Regions from separate parts of the Mus musculus genome. Here region 2 is linked to region 1. A link is a loop called in an ENCODE intact Hi-C map of the cell type or tissue named here. Cell type or tissue: gastrocnemius. All regions are shown on one strand.

Region 1 (2,500 bases):
TAGTCACTTTTCTCCCGGCATAACAGAACACCATGACCAAGGTAACTTATAAAGGAAGTTATAATATAGTTATATATAACTTATAGTTGGAGGCTCATGGTTCATGATCATCATGGTGGGAAACATAGTGGGAGGCAGGCAGGCAGGCAGGCAGGCAGGGATGGTGCTGGGGCAGTAGCTGAGAGCTTGCACCGTGGTCTATGTGAGGCAGAGAGAAGAAAGAACACACTGAGAATAGCCTGGACTTTTGAAAACTTAAAGGCAGTCAGTCCTCTTCCAACAAGCCCACATTCCTAATCCTTCAAACAGTTCCACCAACTGGGGACCAAGCATTCTCACGTGAGCCTAGGGGGGGCCACTCTCATTCAAACCACCACAAAGTAATTTCCAATCACGTGGATCTACTCATTACACTTGAGTAGCCCTTAACGTCATCACTTATCTTGTAGCTTATGCACTGCTCTGTTTTTATATTTTACTGATTGGACCGTGCAGCTGATTGACAGCAGTTTGTCTTTTTATTATTGTTTTTGGTTGGTTGGTTGGTTGGTTTGGTTTGGTTTTCCAGACAGGGCTTCTCTGTGTAGCCCTGGCTGTCCTGGAACCTACTCTATAGACCTGACTGGCCTTGAACTCAGGTATCTGCCTGTTTTTGCCTTTGGTATGCTGGGATTAATGGTATGTGCCACCACTGACTGGTGTGATAGCAGTTACCTGTAATAACATAGCTTTCTAGAAAACTCTCAGGGATCCCCAAATTTTCAAATATAATCTGCACTTGTCCCCACAACTGTCTTTGTTGATGAAACCTTTTGCTGAAAAGTCCATTAAAATTTAATTTGCCTCTCATTTCTTGCCTGTGGTCCTGTGTTAAGAATGAAAGTGAATTGACCTTTGACATTCTTGCCTGTGTTTTGGTTTAGAGGTGTGTGTGTGTGTGTGTGTGTGTGTGTGTGTGTGTGTGTGTGTGTGTGTGTGTGTAGCAAATTTCCTCCATGTGCCACTGTGTGCCCAGGTCAAGCAAGAGCTGTCTCCAGTAATTCTCTTCCCATCTAGGGAATAGCACACACCACAGATACATGAGTTCCTTGTTAACAGCGCCATCTGGTGGCCTCCGAATAACAAGACAGCGCAGTATGGCAACTTGTGGTTGTGCAGACCGTATTCTAATACAGTAAAGCAGTTGCTTCTTGTGGCCTCATCAGCTCCCTTTCCCTGGAGCCTCCTTCCCCAGCAGCCCTTTCCCAGACTGCCCCTCACCCACTCGGCACGTTGGCTCCAGAAAGTTCAAGCTGGTCCCGTTGGCTCTGGGCCCTTCTGCCTGTAGCCTCCTGGGCAGTAGGGAAAGCTGCTAGTAGCAGCCTGGGTGGAGAAACGTGAACTTAACCTCGTGGGTTTGTGCCCGGGGCCACCTTGAACCAGGCCTGGCTGGGATTCTAGTGCTAGAAGGCCCGTGATTTACTGTCTCCCTGGGCAGCAGGTGGCCAGGGTATTTTTAGCATCTGGAGTTTTTAGGGCAAGGCTGGGGGAGGGTAGAACAGTGAGCTCCGAGGACATCGGTTCTTTCAAGGTCTGAGTTCAAAAATCTCCAGACAATGGGCCCTTCCCCTAACACTCTTGGGTTTGGGTGTAGGGTGTCCATGATAAAAGCCACGCACGCCGCCGCCGTTCATTTGCCTTTTCCATTTGTTAGGCAGTAAGTGGAAGAGAGAATGGAGTGGATTTGGGATGCCAACTTGGCAGGCATTCAAGGAAAGCCTGACTGTTGTTAGTGCCCAGCGCAGATCTGTCCCTCTTCAAAGCACTTCTGTTCGCTGTATTGTCCAGCCCTCATTAATCCCATGAACCCCAAAGACGATTATCATATTCTACCAAAGAACTTGGCAAGGAAAGCTGAGAGGTCTGCCTGGTGCCATGGGTACGGGAGGGAGGATCTGCGGCTACACTGCCACAGAGCTAGATCCTAGCTGTGTGCTCAGTGAGACTGGATTGGAACCGCTCGCTCTGCAAGAGGATTGGAACCGCTCGCTCTGCAAGAGGCGTGCTCCCCTGCCTCTTAGCTTTCTCCGGAATGGTTGGTACAGCGCTTAACATGTGCTCCTGTGAGACTGAGCACGTTAAAAACCCTCCTTAGACTGGCTTTCCTGCTTCAGCTCAAGCAGTTATTTATGGAACAGGCCCTGAGTGTATTCTATCATCATTGTCTTCCAGAGAGGGGGACATCTCAGAACAACCATAAAGGGGTGAGGGGTCAGCGACTCTCTGTTCCAGCCAGGAGAGGACCAGGGGATAGTCCTAAATCCAGGAGAGAGAATCCTCAATTATGTGAGCCCCCTTCCCCTTGCCTGACCCTCTGGGTCCCTGCATTGCCCCCAGCTGGGTTCCCCCAACATAACCATACCTGAAGAATAACCACAAGTGACATCATTCATGGAAACTGGTGGTGATGGGACCAAGAGGGGACCCACCTCCCAGAGACTTTATGGGGTTCTGGCCCAGG
Region 2 (2,500 bases), 53 kb before region 1:
TAGGGGAGCTCTTTGCAGTTGATGACCATGGAAAGCTGGAGTGTTAACAGTGACTGTCGAGACTTACAGTGATACATTCTGGTAAAGTATGAATTACTTGTAATAAAAAGACGAAGTTAAGTATCTAGTATACAGGTAAAGCTAAATAATCAAGAGCTAACACAGAGTAGAAGCTTAAGAAAAAGTGAACTTATGCTGAAGGGGGGTATAAGGTATAACAGTGTAACAAAGTTAGAGGCTAGAGAGATGGCTCCACAGTTAAGGCTGCTTTTCCGGGAGACACCAGTTCCATTCCCAGTATACACATGTAGCTCGAGGCCATCTCTAACTGTAGTTTTAGGAAACTAGACACCCTCTTCTGGCCTCCACAGGCACTTGTGGTGCACAGACATACACATGTAGGCAAAACACCCATACATATAAAAAAATAAAGATAGAATACTAAATACAATTGCTTTGAATTGTTTGGTAATCTGATTTAATTGGTTCTGGTTAACCCTGTCTTAGGCATTAGAATTACATTGAAAGTAAGTATTATTCTTTAAGAATACATGTTTGGGATAAGAACTTCTTAAAAATCAATTATAGGGAAGATTTTATGTTTTTTTTTTCTTATGTTAATGGCATAGTAGCATGCTTAGGTTCTGTTTGATGCTATATTGCTCAAGTATTACCAAGTTAAAAGTACTGATACTACTTATTTTTTACATATCCATGCCAAATTTGTGCAGGGAACTGTAATTGGGCAATTGTAGTGTGTATCTGACTCTTGAGTATTTTATTAGTTTACTTGAGTTGGAATTTGTAGATACATTAGATAACCTAGTCTTCCTTACATACACACAGATGCAGTACCACTTTTTCTGCGACTCCTCCATTCCCCACATCAGAATGTTTGTGAACAAGCGGTGTGGGCTTTGGGAAACATTATAGGTAAGTTGAATTTAGGTTTGAAAGGCTTTAGTTGACAATCTTAACTTTTTTCCCACATTGGCATAGCCATTACACACTATGTTTCCTCTGCATTTTATATGAGTTGACTGTGTTCATAAACTTCTAAGATAGCACTTAAGTGTAAAAGGCACAAAAGGATATATCATTTGTGTCAATAGTGGTTAAATTTGTGTTCCCCAAATCAAAATCATGGGTGGCAACGCTTGATGTTTGCCTGGTGAGGAAACATAGGGCATCAGTGTCCCAACATGAGCCATTGCACACATTTCAGACTTTCTCATCCTGACTGTGATTTTTTTTTAAATACAATTTTCATTTCTGTAGGTGATGGTCCTCAATGTAGAGATTATGTCATATCACTGGGAGTTGTCAAACCTCTTCTGTCCTTCATCAATCCCTCCATTCCCATCACCTTCCTTCGGAACGTCACATGGGTCATTGTCAATCTCTGCAGGAATAAAGACCCCCCACCGCCTATGGAGACAGTTCAGGAGGTAAATGCAGAATTGTAAGGCGAGATGGTTTGTTTCCCTGTTTATGCTTTAGGTATTCTTTTTGGGGGGATACGGGGTGGGGTGGGTTCGAGACAAGGTTTCTCTGTGTAGCCCTGGCTGTCCTGAAACTCAATCTGTAGACCAGGCTGGCCTCGAACTCAGAAATCCGCCTGCCTCTGCCTCCCAAGTACTGGGACTAAAGGCGTGCACCACCACTGCCCAGCTGCTTTAAGTATTCTTGTACAGGGAATATAATGAACATATTCTGATTTTGTTTATGAAGGTACTTCTGTTTTGAAGTATAACACACCATATGTCAAAGTTGAGTGTTGTTCAGTAATAAAAGGAATGTCTGTCCATTCTAATGCTTATTTTTAATGATGTTTCATGAAGAGAAAAAATTCCATAAAAGGGAAGAAGCCAGTTTTGTGATACTGCCTTATAGATTTCTTTTGCTAAGAAATATGCAAATAATTTGAGTGACTGCATTCAGCCCATTGATTTCTGACAAAATTGGTGTTCTTGGAAATGTGGTATATGTTAAATTTTTAAAAATCCTGTAAACCCTTTCTTTATTTGTATCTAGAGTGAGTAAATCTGTGTCCTGATCCAGTGTTTGCACCTTTTGTTACCATACTGATCATATGAGTCCCTAGGAGGCATTTCTCATTTGCTGTATATTTGTGGAAGGTCTGTTAGGTCTGAGGGTCAACAAGCCTGTTACCTTGTACTGGTTGTAATTTTCTTGACTAAAGCTATTTCACTCAAGCAGCTTATTGAATACAAATTTAGATGATGATAACTCTGAATAGTAATTTCTCTGAACTATCCAAAATGTGTGCTTGTCGCTGGCATCTCCATTCTCCTTACCCGACATTATGTCATAAAGGATGTTTCTGGAAGTAATTTAATTTCTCTTAAGGAGTATTAGTCCCTGTCAGATTTATTTAGCTCTTTTAATTAGACATTTGAAATATGCTTTTTGGTTTTTCAGATTGAGTTTATTAATTTTTATGCTTCTTAAAAGTATTCAGACATGTTCACATTGTGGG

What was found. Hi-C counts contacts between places; a loop is a spot of excess contacts. Peaks named below come from ENCODE experiments on the same cell type or tissue, not always from the same donor. Only the 100,000 strongest peaks of a DNase experiment are listed, where the experiment ranks them.
Region 2: it touches region 1 in a loop (2.0-fold over the local background); 2 of 42 quality-filtered maps call a loop at or near these places.

Annotation. Positions count from the first base shown.
Region 1 is chr14:61,330,091-61,332,590 of GRCm38, reverse strand. No RefSeq gene overlaps it. Among named protein-coding and RNA genes, the nearest start is that of Gm25716, 12 kb to the left of the region's middle. In gastrocnemius, a CTCF peak has its summit at 1,135 (motif pointing left); DNase peaks (open chromatin) are centred at 1,229, 1,787 and 2,450; H3K4me3 peaks cover 892 bases; H3K27ac peaks cover 2,429 bases.
Region 2 is chr14:61,383,536-61,386,035 of GRCm38, reverse strand. Kpna3 (karyopherin (importin) alpha 3) reads left to right here. Exons shown (of 17, transcript NM_008466.5): 8 at 847-933; 9 at 1,279-1,448. Among named protein-coding and RNA genes, the nearest start is that of Ebpl, 24 kb to the right of the region's middle. In gastrocnemius, no CTCF peak of the experiment used is centred here; no DNase peak of the experiment used is centred here.